2 separate regions of the Mus musculus genome follow, and region 2 is linked to region 1. The links are chromatin loops, found by intact Hi-C in ENCODE. Cell type or tissue: heart. All regions are shown on one strand. Region 1 holds the start of Micu2 (mitochondrial calcium uptake 2). Region 2 overlaps Micu2 (mitochondrial calcium uptake 2).

The links. A loop is a pair of places that touch in the nucleus more often than their neighbours do. Peaks named below come from ENCODE experiments on the same cell type or tissue, not always from the same donor. Only the 100,000 strongest peaks of a DNase experiment are listed, where the experiment ranks them.
Region 2: a loop joins it to region 1, with 2.1 times the contacts of the local background. A loop is called at or near these places in 5 of 42 quality-filtered maps.

What each region holds. Positions count from the first base shown.
Region 1 is chr14:57,995,714-58,003,713 of GRCm38, reverse strand. Micu2 (mitochondrial calcium uptake 2) reads left to right here and starts at 4,452. Exons shown (of 12, transcript NM_028643.3): 1 at 4,452-4,684. The coding sequence starts at 4,475. 3110083C13Rik (RIKEN cDNA 3110083C13 gene) reads right to left here and starts at 4,402. Exons shown (of 2, transcript NR_166770.1): 1 at 4,252-4,402; 2 at 9-734. In heart, CTCF peaks have their summits at 4,146 (motif pointing right) and 7,334; a DNase peak (open chromatin) is centred at 4,393; H3K4me3 peaks cover 1,278 bases; H3K27ac peaks cover 991 bases.
Region 2 is chr14:57,941,059-57,949,058 of GRCm38, reverse strand. It overlaps Micu2 (mitochondrial calcium uptake 2), which reads left to right. Exons shown (of 12, transcript NM_028643.3): 5 at 3,627-3,674; 6 at 5,389-5,471. Among named protein-coding and RNA genes, the nearest start is that of Micu2, 54 kb to the left of the region's middle. In heart, no CTCF peak of the experiment used is centred here; a DNase peak (open chromatin) is centred at 3,058; H3K27ac peaks cover 360 bases.

The DNA of each region.
Region 1 (8,000 bases):
AAACAGTCTTGCAGAATCCGATCATAATCTTTATTCATCCCGAGCATGCTAAGATCAAAGCAACACTTGACTTCATAGTTTCTTGTAAGATGTTACACAAGTACAATGCCCTCCTCAGTTAGAACTGGTTGGTTTCTCTGTTCAGGACCAGCAATTCATAGGAAGTTACATTACCAGCTGTCAGGAGTTAGGAAGATAATTTACAGAAAGTCACTGGTGAGAAAAGTCAATGTGGCCTGGGCAGGCAGCAGACAGGCATGGGGTGAAAAGTGTGCGCTGCAGAGGTCAGCCTCAGGGCTGTGAGAGGACACAAGGCCACAGTCCGAGGTGCTCACGGTCAAGAGGGCTGACAACTCTTTCCAAGAGGGCCATGTGCAGCAGGAAAACACTTCGGACTTCAGAGGCCACATGTACAGCCATGGTCATTTAAGCTGGTAATGGCATTGAGCATGGTGGCACAAGTCTGTACTGCCAGTATTCAGGAGACTCAGACAGTGGAACTGCCTTTAGGAATGTGTCATATTTTTAACTTGGGGGTGTATTTTTGCTTATGGGTGTTTTGCTTGTATGTATGTCTGGGTACCACATGTATGCTGTGCCTGCAGAGGTCAGAAGGACTGCCATGATAGAATTGTGTGAGCCATCATGCAGGTGCTGCAAATTGAACCCAGGTCCTTTGCAAAAGTGTCCAGTGCTCTTCATCACTTAGCTCTCTCTCCAGTCCTCAGTCAGATCTGTGGAATTTTTAAGTAGCACATGAATGTACACACTGTGGAAACTGTTGCATCCTGTCCATCCCACCCCACCCACTTAGGTCAACTCCAACCCAGCCCTTCTACTGCAAGCCTCATAAACATACACTCTATGTAGTCACCTTACATTTTACCCCTCACCCTTCCTCTGCATGCAGCCCAATGGTAAAGGGCCATCTGGCACTATTGTAGAATCTGCCTAGCCTTGCCAGTGGCAGGAGCAAAGCGTACCCGTGATAGTCTTTTCTGCCATATCACTTTTGTCCCTTCCCCAGAGAAAGAGCCCCGAGTGAGTGAGTTGAGAACAATATTTTCAAACCATCCATGGTACCATTCTGTTTCTCTCCAATTATCATTTTAAAACAGACTGGGTGTTACAGCTGAAGCAGCAGCAGTTCCTTATTTGGGGACTGGTTTATAAACTGCAGGGTTGAAAATACACCCCAGCTCAGGGCTTTTTCTATAGCTGGGGATGAAGAAATGAACAAAGCCAGGGCCCCAAAAGACCAATATAGTCAGCAGCTGCCAGGGACAGTTCATACTTAGAATGGTTAGCTGGCTAGAGATCGGGTCTATTAAAAGACTTGGTTTCCTCTGCAAAAGTAAAGTTTGAATCCATTAATTCTTAACTAGAAGCTTTAGGGAGCTGGACCTGGAACATGAAAACAAATTAATTACAAAGCAGTTTTCCAAGTAAGGTCAAAGATTTCCACCTTAAAGTAAAATCTGCAAATCTAACCAGGCTTTTGTTTTGAAAAAATAATTAGAGCAAAAGAGCAATAGACTGTCTGCATGTCTCCCCAGACTGAGAAATGATTTCCCCAACATCTCACCAGTGGTTTTCATACCCACTCATTTATCCACATATGTTAACTGAATGTCTAGTGTGTGCTGGACACTGTTAGGTGCCAGAAAAACAAAAGACATTCTCGACTATGAGGATGTCAAACTGTGGGGGGAAGGATGTTTTAAATATGTTGAGTGATGTAACAGGAGTATGCACCTATCTCGGACTTGGGGCCATGACAGAGTAGTAGATATGGACTCCAATAAGTAGGTGGTGGAACTATGCAAATTAGACAGCTTGAAGCAGATAAAGAAGACGCTTCTGGAAAGTGAGACTAAGCTATAAGATAAGATATCCACTGTGTCTCAACACGTAAGAGTCAGAAACCAACCACACATCAGCAATCCAGAACAACAGTATGCATGTCAAGATCCAGTAAATCTAGCAGCCGTGCGAATAAGCCTGCAGAAACACATCAGGTGAGATACAAAAAGGCAGGAAGTCTGGGCGGATTAACATGGGTTAGTGATCTGGGATCATGGGCATGTAGTCAAGCTCATTTGTGATGATGGAGCAGGAGAAAGCCAAATCTTAAGGAAGATGAATTCCCATCTGTCGAGAGTGCACCATGTGCCAGGCATTTGGCTAATCACTTCCTCTAAGTTATCCCATTTCATTTCCCATCTGAAATTGAGAGGGCTGTTTACAGATGGGAAACTGAGCCTCGGTGCCCTAAATCACAGTGATGTCAGTGGCAGGGCCGGAACACAAACAGTAAGGCCTGGCTGAGAGGTCTATGCACAGTAAGTCTGCTTACTTCCCTGCTAGGAAGGCACGGTGGAAAGGTTTTGGCACCTGGGACAAAGTGAGAAAGTTCTGACTTCACGTTAGAACATACTGGCTGGGGTGGAGCAAGCACAGACTAAGAAAGGATAATAACAATCCAGGTGGCTTCCTCTAACTTCTCAAATTAGACTTGGTATGGCAGCTTTCACTATTTCTTTATTTTTATTTCGTTAACCCATCGAAATGGCCATTGTTGTACATCAGGAGTTCTGGCACCTCTGACATGGGCATCAAACTGATACACACCCAAGTAAAGGTTCTAAGTCTGAGGCCAGGTCAGAGGTTGAACAAGGGGAAGGTTAAGTTTACTCAGTAGCGGTAAGGAAGAATTGAGGACCCCAGGCTACAGAAGCCAAGCTTTCTGCCAGGATGAAATCCTTTCTACCACCAAAAGAACATCCAGCCCTGAGGTCGTGTTCCACATCTGCCATAGAGAAGATGAGCGGGGGAGGGAAGAGGGGGCTGGTGACAGGGGCATGGAGCAGGTGTGCACCTACTGTTAGTCCCATGTGGGATCACAGCTACGAGTCAATATTTTGTAAGAACAAAATGTAAAGGAAACATACAATAAATAGCAACTGTTTACAATACAGTGGCTTTGTCTGGGAGATCTGAAGAAAATCATTGTCAGAAGTCTGGATCAGATATTGTTTAACAGAAATGAAAGACCAGGCGCTCGGGAGGAGCAGACAAACAGAGATAGGCCCTTGAAAAGTGTTGGCCAGCTTTGAAAGATTACAAAAAAAAAAAAAAAATCCAAAGAAAAATAATGGCTGTTGCTAAATGCCATGCATAGGGCCTGACAGCACTGACCTGTACATGCAAATGTTGTCAAAATGCTAACGTCCTGTACATTTTACTTCATTCAAACACCAAATTTTAGGGGCTGAGTAGACAGCTCATCAGTTAAGAGTGTTCTCTGCTCTACCAGAGCACCAGAGGTCCATTCTCAGCACCCATATCAGGCTGATCACAACTGCCTCTATCTCCAGCTACAACACCCTCTTCTGGACTCTGGGGGCACCCACCCATATGTGGCATAAATACACAGAGGCATACACATAAAAAATGAGTCTTGATAAATAAATATAAAGGGCATTTAGCTATAAAAAACGGAGATCTGTAAGGGTGAGCATGTACACATATTCTTTCCTTTTTTCCTTTTGACACAGGATTTCACTATGTAGTTATGGGTGGCCTGGAACTCACTGCGCAGACCAGAGGTCAGAAAACAACTTATAGGACTCTCTTCTCTGACTTCTAACTCAGGTAGGCAGGCTTGGCATGAAGTGCCTTTATCCACTGAACCAACTGTCTCAAGTGACTCACTATAATCAGACATGTGACATTTGGGGCAAATATAATATCGTCAATATTTTCAGCCCCTTACCCTAGCCTCTTTGAGGATGAAATTCTACTGTTGCATCAACACCCACAGTGGTTATACCCAGCACCCTCTGCCGCTTACTGTTAGAAGTGTTTCCCTCTCCAGCTCTAAATGTGCCCACTTACGACTGACATAGGCTTTCCCGAGAGAGCTAAAGATGCTATGTTTAAGTCTATCGACTGAAAAACCATGCTAAATCTAATTTGATTCCGCATTTATCATCAACACCCTTCTTAGTCCCTATTCTTAATCTAGTTTGTCCAATATATTCCACCCAGAATCTATTACCCTTCCTTTAGTCTAATTTCATGGGGGGGGGGGGGTAGAGACCAGAAGGGGGCGCTGGATGCCCTGGAGCTGGACTTATCTGTGGCCTTAAGTCTCCGGAATCCAGCTGTGGTGCTCTGGAAGGGCAGCAAGCACCCTTCACCCCTGAGCCATCCCTGCAGCCCCTTCTTGGCCCACAGTGGTGACCTGACCTGTTAGGACAGTTAACCAGCTAACTCATGTCCTTTGCCTTGGAAACTGTCACCGGAGCCGAGGGTCACCTCAAAACCACGCTTGAACGTCGAGGAAGCAGCCACACCTAGCAACACACGCGCAGAGCACGGTGGAGGGTGATGAGCTCTCGCGAGAGCCCAACTCTGTTCTCGGGCAACAGACGGTGAGGGCGGGGCGCGACGCTCGGGCGCTTCCGCAAAGATGGCGGCGGCTGCGGGAAGAAGCGCTTGGCTGGCGGCCTGGGGCGGAAGGCTGCGGCGCGGGCTCGCGGCCGGCCGACGAGCTGTGCCGACTCGCGGCCCTCTCGCAGCGGCTGTGGCCGGGGTAGCCCTGGCAGGCGCAGGAGCGGCATGGCATCACGGCCGCGTGAAAGCAGCCGCGCGCGAGGGCTCCCGAACGGTGTCGGCGCAGGTACGGCTCAGCCCGGCCCCGCCCTCAGGCACCCCTGGGAGGGGGGCGGAGGCACAGGAGACCCTAGGCGCCTGGCACGAGCCTGGAGGGCCTGGGGGGTTCCGGGAGGAGGCGGCGGGAGGCCCCGCCCGGGATGCGTGTGGGCGTGGCTGGGGCACGCCTCTGCCCACCTGGTGGATGGAGAAGGGTCCTTGACGTTTGCGGGGGCTGGGCACCCCTTAGTTAGCCTGCATCGTTAAAGAGTTCCCTGGTCGCTTCTTTGTTGAAAAGGGTGGCGTCGACCTACTGTGTGAGCCACACACCCCCCCAGTCTAGAGAATATCAACTCTAAAAGTTAAACAGCTGATAGTTGCAGATTTTATCAATTCCAATGACAGCTGTTACATAAGTCGAAACCGTAATGTTTTAGTGGACCCCGCCTACGCGGCAAAACAAGTTTTCCTAAACCTGAGCTGTCAGGATGCAAATGTTAAGTACCCTACTTCAAGATGAACCCGGTCTTGTAAAACCTTGGAAAGTTTGAATGTACTCTCTAAGATTTTTATAGAGAGAGGCATTTCAGTGTTTTGGGTTTTAGGGTTTTTAAAATTAAAAGCAGTTTTTTATTTTCCTTATTTGCTAGGTTTCTGTTACCTAGTTCTAGTGGGAAAACTCAAGCATTAAAATACAACAAAAAGAAAAGCATACCTTACAGATTAAAGGTTGGTAACTGTTTGATTATTGAACAGTTTATACAAACATTGACTCCAACCTCACACCACATCAGAGGTGGAAAAAGCTACACAAGCATTATAGACTACTTTTTAATGTTTTCTGTGATTTGTTTTCATTTTATATGTATGAGTGTTTTGCCTGCGTGTATGTGTGTACACTGAATGCAGACCTGATGCCCAAATGCCATAAGCTTGCATTGGGCCCCTAGAACTAGAGTTACAGGTGATCCTAAGGGACCACAAGAGTGCTGGGAACTGAACCTGGGCCCTCTATAAGAGCAGCAAGAGCCCTTAACCACTGAGCCATCTCTCCAGCCCCAACATTTTTGTTCATTCTATGTCAACCAAATTTATTGTTCATTATTGGTTTTTCTGTTTGCATATTCAATTCCATCCTATCCAGAACCTTAGGTTAGTCCCCCTGTGGTATTTACTTTAACATCCAAAACTACTAGTGCCTAGGATAATAAACTCATGTTTTGTTTTGTTTTGTTTTGTTTTTTGCTGGTGTTGAGTTTCCAATATAGTAGGCAAGTGTTCTACTACTGAACTACATCCCAGCCCCCCACATTTAAATTTTTGTAATATAGAGCCACCTTAGTCACAATCCATGACTTGTTATTAACTCAAAAAACTTCAGCCAGTGACTCACTCACTATCTAGGAACCAAATTTAATTCCCACCCACATTCCCTCCACAGTTTATAAGCTGATTTCACCTCCTTTGAGTTCTAAGATTTTTCTCTGGTTTCCTTTGTGTTCTGGCTCCCTTCTAGCCTGTTTCCCTTTAAATTAGTAACTTCAGCTTATCATTCACACCAATGTGGTATTTTGAGCGTTTCCTCACTTAGCCTGCTCATTTTCTTTTTAACCTTCCACCTAACTAAAGAAACCCAAACTCATTATCAATTGTTTTCTAAGTTCTGTTGACACAAGTCGGCTTGGTCTGCTCTTTGGACTAATTGAAACCCCGGCTTTTCTACTTTCACTCCTACAGTGAGCATCCCTTCCTCTACAGTGGCTGAGAACTACTGCAGTCAGCATTACTGTGTTTTGAAATCTCCCCCTCTAGGGCAGTAATTTGAATGTATTTTCCTAAAAGGGGCACCTATTAATCCTTGGACACCGTTTGGTCACATGAGTGCATACAGCTTTCTTTTATGTTTATTTACTGCATATATGTGGATCTAGTATAATAATGAGACTAGCTTTCATTTTCATTCATCACACAAAATGACTTTTCCAATAAAAATGGAGAGCTTGTGTTAATGGTGCCCTGCTCTTTTCTTTTTCCCCCTGTGGTGGTTTGTGTGGGTCAGCAGTAGACATCCAGATTATAAAGCAGCTGGCAGGTTGTAACCCATCTTTCCATCATAACTATTGAAGTCCTGTGTACCAAGGCATGCACAAGGAGTGTTAGAAAGGCAGCTTACTTAAGTCTAACAGCAGAGGGCAATTTTAATCCAATATTGTAATGCTGGCTGCCGTTGAAGGGTCCTAGAAGAGCACCCAACACACTCCTGGTTTCCTGAAGGGATGAGAAATAAATGGTCATCCTGGAGCTGCTTGGGAGTCATTTGGCAGAAAGAGAGTGTAGGTAATTGGAATATCTGCTCAGAGATCTACAAGAAAGTTTAACTCAGCAAAAGTGTGAGCTATGAGACCAGTGTGTGCAGGGACCTGGAGTGTCATTAAATCACCTAAGCCATATTAGTGGGACTTCTTATCTTAAGGACTATAGGAAGCCATTGCAGGAGTTCTGTAGTCTTGGACACCTACCACTGGAACCTCCACCCTCACCCTCACCCTCACCCCCAGTCCCACAGGAAGCATTCTAGGTAGAAGAGGTAACTTTGTTTCCAGTACCCAGTGATTTAAACTTATCTAATTAGGAGTACAAACAAGGCACACTAGAGCAGCTGCTTAACTGCGGGTGGCGCCCTCATACTAGCTTGCATATGAGGCCATAACTGGGTGTGGGATTATAGAAAAGAAAAGCAAAAGCCAAGAATAAAAGGTTCTAAGCACCCAATGAGGGGGAAACCAAACATAAAACACACTGCATCGCAGGTGTTTGTAGCAGTACTCACTGGTGTTATATGTAACTTCCCTGGAACCTTGTTCTAAACACACAGTATCCAGGGTCTGAACACTTTGGCTTTATTTCCAGACAATTGTGTATAATGAATTGCAGTGGCTTTTTTTTTACTATACATACAAAGATTTCTGCTCTTACAGAAACATAGTGGTTTAAGAACCAAAAACAAAAAACAAACAAATCTACTGTGTTTCTACCATCATTTTTTAGTGTGTATCAAATTACTATATTGTTCATTGTATTGTGTTTAAATATTTGATATGAAATTTTTAAGTTACTGATCTTAGAAAGTCATTACATGAATCTTGCTTGTAATTAGGACATAATTTCCAACAATTTCTGAAGCATCCCTAAATACTTGTGTGTGTGTGTGTGTATGTGTGTGTGTGTGTGTGTGTGTGTGTTGTATGTTTGCATTGATAACTAAAAAAGCAAAGTATCTATCAGTCAGCTTCAGAAAAACATTGGAAATACACTACACCCTGCAGGGCAAGATCTCCAGCCAA
Region 2 (8,000 bases), 55 kb after region 1:
ACATGAGGAACTGTATTAAAGGGTCTCAGCATAAGGAGGGTTGAGAACCACTGCTCTATTGGATCCCTCCAAACCAAAACACCAGACTAAACCTATGTGCTTTAATAAAGAGATGATAATCTACAATTTTCATATTGGGGATTTGCAGGAATGTATGTGTTCTGAAGTCGAGAGACTCAAACATTTCCCTGTATTTATGACAAGGAGGAGGCAAAGAAAGATCAATTCTGGCATCCATGCCTTCTCCATGGTCCCTTTTCAGTCAGTCTAGACCCAGCCATTGGACAGGGCCATCCCTCTCAGCTACACCTCTCTGCGGATGCCTTCCTGCCATACCATGGCCTTATCTTAACAGGGATTCCAAAGTCAGCCAAGCTAATTCATAATGGACTTTAGCAAATAAAAAAACTTTGAGGAAGGACTTAACAGGAATGTTTGTTTGTTTTAGTTTTCCATTGAAATATAAATTTCTAGGGAAGAAGGAAAGATTCAACAGCTGTTTTACTCACGTGCACATTATCAATGTTAATAAAACTGTGTAAATAACAGTTTACATTGCTCCATTTCACCCTATATAAGAGTTATCAGAATTGATAACATAACCAGCAAAAGGTAGAATGTCCTTGAGATAAAATAAAAATAATTCACTATGCATTACAAAGAAAAGTAAATTATAAGTTATGATTATTCTGCATTTTTAAACTCAGCTAGGTTCTCAATATCACACTTTGCTCAAGGATGTTCTGACCATGAATTTCAAGACATGTTGTTGCCGTTAACTGAATATACTCGTGTTTGAACATGGTTCCAACTTCTAAATGTTTCTGGAGGTGTAAGAATTGTTTGCTTATCTCTCCAAATGCCCCTTTCAAAATCTTTATTAAAATTTTAACAATATGTTTTTTAAAAAAAACATTTCCATATTTGGGCTGGAAAGATGACTTGGTGGTTGAGAGCACTGACTATGCTTTCAGAGGACCCAGGTTCAATTCCCACATGGCGGCTCACACCTGTCTGTAACTCATGCATATGGCGCAAAGACATATGCAGGCAAACCACCAATGCATATTAAATAAATAAATAATGAAAAGAGATTTCCCTGTTTATTGTGCGGCTTTGAAACTGCCAGTTAACAGTGCTCCGTGTACCTTCCAGGGGAACAAATGGACACGGCACAGCTCTCCTAAGTGCCCCAGGTCGGGCTCTTAGAGCCACTTTCTGAGGCAGATGCTGGCCACAGCTGCCTCTCTGATGTTTGTAATGCGTCGTGAGCACAAGCTTGTGTTTTTATACCTTCTCAGCAGTGTTTGTTTAAACCTTTTACTTTTAAGTCAGTGTTTCAGAGAAAGACACTGGAATTTTCCTTTTTAAAAATTGTCTATGCTTAAAGGACATTTACCTGTGTTTAAAGAAAGGAGATCTCCTTTGGCACCAAGCCCAGTACAATCTACAAGTTGGGCTTTTTTTTTTTTCTTACATTTTTTTTTCTTTCTTTGCTGTATTCCTTTGAAATATAGAAAAACACTATTTTCCACTTTTTTTTTTCAGGCTGCCAAGGGATGAAATGCTTTGATCCTCAAGCTAGCATTAGAGCACTTCTGCCAGGAGCAAGACATGACAAACACGTAGAATTTATTCTCCCTTCATGTAAACGCTGGATAGTCCTCACAGGGTACCTGGAGACTTCTCCATGTCCTCACATGTCACAGGGCACCTGAAGACTTCTCTATGTCCTCACATGTCACAGGGTACCTGAAGACTTCTCTATGTCCTCACATGTCACAGGGCACGTGGAGACTTCTCTATGTCCTCACATGTCACAGGGCACCTGAAGACTTCTCTATGTCCTCACATGTCACAGGGCACCTGAAGACTTCTCTTTGTCCTCACATGTCACAGGGCATCTGGAGACTTCTCTATGTCCTCACATGTCACAGGGCACCTGGAGACTTCTCCATGTCCTCACATGTCACAGGGTACCTGGAGACTTCTCCATGTCCTCACATGTCACAGGGTACCTGGAGACTTCTCTATGTCCTCACATGTCACAGGGCACCTGGAGACTTCTCTATGTCCTCACATGTCACAGGGCACCTGGAGACTTCTCTATGTCCTCACATGTCACAGGGCACCTGGAGACTTCTCCATGTCCTCACATGTCACAGGGTACCTGGAGACTTCTCTATGTCCTCACATGTCACAGGGTACCTGGAGACTTCTCTATGTCCTCACATGTCACAGGGCACCTGAAGACTTCTCTATGTCCTCACATGTCACAGGGTACCTGGAGATTTCTCCATGTCCTCACATGTCACAGGGCACCTGGAGACTTCTCTATGTCCTCACATGTCACAGGGTACCTGAAGACTTCTCTGTGTCCTCACATGTCACAGGGTACCTGAAGACTTCTCTGTGTCCTCACATGTCTAAGAAAGCACAGCCGCTCTAAAATCAAGGGAGCAGAGAGCTGGTGACCGACTAGGAAGTCAGTGCCCAACATCCAGAGCATTTACTTGTGAGGCTTCAAAGAGTGATGTGATCCGAAGGGTTTGTGTCAGAGTAATACAGTGAGAGGTGAGGCTCAAAGGACACGTAAGGCTGAGGAGTTGACAGTGAACTTGAGTTTCCTTATCTAACGTAAGAATATATAAGTGAGTGTCATTCTGTGTGGTTTTGTCTGTCACTGAATTGTTCATACAGTGTGTGTTTACTGTTGACATTCTAATTACAGCAGCAAAACACTCAACAAGAACGTTTGTTAAGTGGCCAAATATAGAGCTAGTTCCAAAGCGAGCTTGATTTGGAGCTCAGACATACCCAGGACCCATTTTTCAAGCCCTGCAGTTAAATATGGGCTCTCAGGCGCTGAATACTACCTTGTGTCAACTCCAGTCACTTGCCCGTGGCCTCATATTTCTAAGTATAACTCTCAAGTCATCAAGTCCACACACACCCTCCCCACAAAAGAAGTCAGTGACCCAGCATTCTCAGTAGAAATCATGTAGTGCTATTCATAGTAGCCCAACTTCAGTCATGAATTGTCCCTGAACCAGTGCCGAGAGCCACACCCCTGCAGCCTATTCACCAGCTGGGCTCAAGCCACTTGCCCATCTGTGCTGGCCAGTGTTTTGTCAACTTGACACGAGCTAGAGTCATTGGAGAAGAGGGAATCTTAACTGAGCCAGGACTGGAAGCCCCAGTGTTGGGGTAGAGGATACAGTGAGATGCCTAGCAGGCAAGGAAAGGGAGAAGGGAGAATTCCACCTTCCCCATCATCCTGCTGGACAGACTAGGTGATGCCCACGTGTGAGAGATCAGCCCGCTATACTGCATCTACCCATCCACAGGCTGGTTTCAACTGGAGAGCCCTCCTAGACACACCCAAAAATAATGTCCAGTCCATGGCCCAGTTACACTATCATGACCTCCTAAAACTTGATGAAGCATGGGTCTTTCTTTTTAAACCCAAGCTGTATTTCAGTTCTTGTTATACAGTGGTTTCCACTGGACCAAAGAGATGCAGTTTTAAAATGTCAATTTTTACAGAGGTGATGTTTCAGTATTAGTTATTTTGTGGTTCTCATCTAAAATGTATCTCCTGATTTGTTCTTCTTTTTCTCCTCCAGGGGTAATTTCATATACCGAGTATCTTTTCTTGCTTACAATCCTCACAAGTGAGTATATCGTGCCACTTCTCTTTACAGCCAGCATGTGGTATCATGTCCTTAACAAACAGGACTTTTGAAATTTGGAATTTACCTCTTTATCACTAAACACGTTGGCAATAGGGCTGAGGAGATGGCTCAGTGGGTTAAGGTAAAGTGCTTACTGTACAAAAGTGAGAGCATGAGTTCAGGTGCCCAGCACTCAGGGAAAGCCAGGCATGAAGGTGAGAGAGATGAGAGAGATGGGAGCACACTGGCTAGCCAGGCTAGTGAAACAGCGGGAAACCCCCAGATTCTGTGAGGACAGGAGGGTGCAGAGCAATAACAGGAGCCATCCGAAGTACTGGCTTCCATGTGCGCACACACATGTGCACACGAGTGCGCACTCGAGCGCGCGTACACACACACACACACACACACAGAGGAACCTTAACAAAATAATGTTAAATTAAAGTGTGTTCTGAGATCTCCTCTCTCTCCATACCCAGAAATTTTGTGTCTGAGACAGAACAGGGTGAGAGAAATCATGTCTAGTTTTCTCAGAGAGAAAGAGAGAGAGATCATGGCTAGTATTATCTGAAAAAATGGGAAAGAAAAAAATCGTGGTTAATGTTTTCTGAGAAAGCCTCCTCAGAGAGAGAGGGAATTTTGTTGTTTTATTTTGGGGGGCGTGGTTTTGTTTTGTTGAGAGAGTCTCACAGTGTGACCCAGACTGGCTTGGCGTTCTCTTGAGCTCCCAGAGATCTACGTGCCTCTGTCTCTGGAATTAAAGAATGGGCCACCATGTTTGGCCTCTTGGGGATTTTTTTTAAAAAAACAACCTTAATTCACATTGAACAATATTCTTGTCCTTCAAAAGTTTTCTAGTGGTGAAAACTAGGAAAAGACCAAGGGACTCCCAGATGTAGGTGACACTAAGTCGACTTGGTGACTTAATGCAGCATACTTTGCTGCGTTCTAAAACAAAACACAGTGTTAGAGAAAAATATAGAATCTGCTGTTCATGGTTCATAATCCTGTACCAGTGTTAATATCTTAGTCTTGCTAAGTGTTCTGTAGATGTGTAAAGTTTTACATATTCTATTAGAGGTATATTGGCCTGCCATTATACATTATTATATTATGTCCAAAATATGGCAAAATTAGAGCCGGGCGTGGTGGCGCTCGCCTTTAATCCCAGCACTCGGGAAGCAGAGGCAGGTGGATCTCTGAGTTCGAGGCCAGCCTGGTCTACAAAGTGAGTTCCAGGACAGCCAGGGCTATACAGAGAAACCCTGACTCGAAAAACCAAAAAAAAATAAAATAAAATAAAATAAATAAATAAAAGTTAAAATTAAAAAATGGCAAAATTAAAAGTTAAAAAAACTAAGAAAGTAAATAATGATGATGATAATAATACTACTACTAATAATAATTGCTCTGAAACTGCCAGGAGTGCTGTGAGGACAGAGGGAGGCCAGGGTGGAGGTGAGGAAACAAGTTCCCACAGTGCTTTCCTGGCAAGGGCGAGCAGCACAGCCACAGCTCCTGGGAGATGCCACGACCAGGAGCTCTAACATCAAAGACAAAAGGAAAGAGAGGAAACCTCATCCTCCTTTGCTCTGTCCAGCTCTTGCTCACATACTTCCTGGTCATCTATTTCAAGTCTGAAGGTTTTCCTAGCTACAAATACTTGGCTTTCACCTAACAACTAAATAATTGTTCCTTGTTCATCTCCTTGCAGAACCTCACTCTGGGTTCCATGTTGCTTTTAAAATGCTGGATGTGGATGGGAATGAGATGATCGAGAGGAAGGAGTTTGTTAAGGTGAGCACATGCTTGTTGCTGGGTTGTTGTGAAGCACCTGGTGCTCGTGCAGCCATTGTGCATTTCCTTACAAATCAGAACCATCTTCAGTTTACCTGTGAGACATCAAACCACTTTCATATTCAAAACTATCTTCTAATGGCTCAGCAGTTCAGGGCACTTGCAGCTCTTATAGAGGACATGGGTTTAGTTCCCAGCATCCATGTAACAGCTTACAACTGTCTGTAACTCTAGTTCCAAGAGATCTGATACCCTCTTTTGACCCCTGCAGCCTCAGACACACGCATTGTACACAAACCTGCATGCATGCAAAACAGTCATATATATAAAATAATACATTTTTAAAGATACTTTCTGAAATACAGTCTTGGGGACATTGACAAGTGACTAAAACGTAAAATTCTAAAAAGAGAAATGAGCTTTGAACATCTGCATTTTTATGATTTTGTTTTCATGACTTCAATGTATAATTATAAAGTAAAAAGGGATTCATAGACCATATGCTTTAAAGAATGCCTGTTAACCATATGTTTTAAATTAGTCTCATATCAAAAAAGAATAGAAATGCAAGCCTTCATGAAGAATAATAAAGCCAAAAAGAATAAATTGGTGCAAATTTTTTAGGAGCCAGATACAGCTGATATTTGAAAATATGCAAATACATCTGAAGTGTTTAATGTTTCCCAAATCTCCAAACAAAGAAATCCATTCTGTTTCTTTTTTTTTTTTTAATTTCTAGTTGTTTATTTATTTAGCATATATGAGTACACTGTAGCTGTCTTCAGACACACCAGAAGAGGGCATCAGATCTCACTACAAATGGTTGTGAGCCACCATGTGGTTGCTGGGAATTGAACTTAGGACCCCTGGAAGAACAGTCAGTGCTCTTAACCACTGAGCCATCTCTCCAGCCCCCCATTCTGTTTCTTAAAAGTAGGTAATGATATGAAAGAAATACTTCAGTGTAAACTGTTGGGTATGTGCTGTAGTTACATGCAGAGGGCTATGTGGATGCACAGTCCATAACTTAGTTGACTGTGGGCACCATTGGTAAGCTAATGGGGATATGTGACTGGCATTTGTGTACATACATGACTGATTTTGTAGCACTTTGGTTGGTTGGTTGGTTGGTTGATTGGGTTTTGGGGTTTAAGTTTGGTGGAATTTCGATTTTTGTTTTCCAAGACAGGGTGTCTTTATAGCTCTGGCTATCCTGAAGTCACTATATAGACCAGGTTGGCCTCAAAGTCACAGAGAGCCACCTGCCTTTCTCTTCCCAGTGCTTTTTTTTAAGCCTTGAGATGTGAAACACATAACACTCTCTTTAGTGAGTGTGTGTGTGTGTGTGTGTGTGTGTATGTATGCGCGCGCGCGCGCCTCCGCACGCATTAGAAATAAGATGATGCTGAGTTGAAAAACACATTTCTATCTGCTTTCAAAGTTAAATACATGTTTTGCATATGACTTGGGAATTTTATTCCAAGATTAGTAGTCAAAGAAAAGAGAATATATAGGTAGGTGTGCTGGCTCAAGCTGGTAATCACAGTACTTGTATCATTTTGGAGGACTGCCCTGAGTTCTAGACCAGTCAAAGCTATAGAGTGAGTTCTAAGCTAGCCTGGGCCACAGAGAGAGACCCTATCTCAGAAACATAAAATAGCTGGCAAGTGAATATCTGTAAGTTGAAGGCCAGCCTGGTCTATACATCAAGCTCCTGGCCAGCCAAGGCTACATAATGAGACCCTGCCTCAAACAAATGCCTTGAAGGTAGAAAGCATATGTTAGGGCCTGGATATGAATGTGCATCACAGATTTGTCCATAATAGCTCCAACCTGGGAGCAACCAGAATGTTTGTCAACAGAGGTTAGGTAAATAAATGTTATGTGTGCAGTAGAATTCTACTCAGCAGCAAAAGGGGACAAAGAATTAAGCAATCACAATAGTAAGGATGAATCCAAATGAAAAAAAGTATAAATTGTGTGTTCTTCGTGTTTAGTACTAAAGGAAAGCAGACCATTGGTTGTCTGGAGCCCGAGAGAATGCAGGGTTGATTGCCTCCAAGAGAAAAGGGAGGGAGAGAGAAAAAAAAAGGCTGAAATACTGAAAATACTTCAAGTCTTGATCAGTACAGTTATGTGGCTCTGTAAGGTGTATGTTGTTCTCTATAAAAATTCACCCAGTAAATCTTTTTGACACTGTTCAATACCATAGCTTTGGAAATGGTTTGTTTTATACAAGAAACTATCACAAAGCCTTGGAACAGAGGAAGAGCTGAAAAGATCCTAAATAGAGAATGAACTATAAAACAGTTGAACTCCTCCAAAAGTAGGCTTGCCAGTGCTTCACAATCTTAGCAGTGATCTAGAATAGACAAACCCACCTATGCATATGAGGAGACAGGGTAGATGATGTGAGTGGTGGGTGGATGCTTGGGGCTCAGGTGCATAGACTGTTTCCCTGCAGTCACCAGGAATGCTGAGTTTGTTCATTTTAAAAGCTTGTTAAGTGTATGTGGGGGGGGGATCACT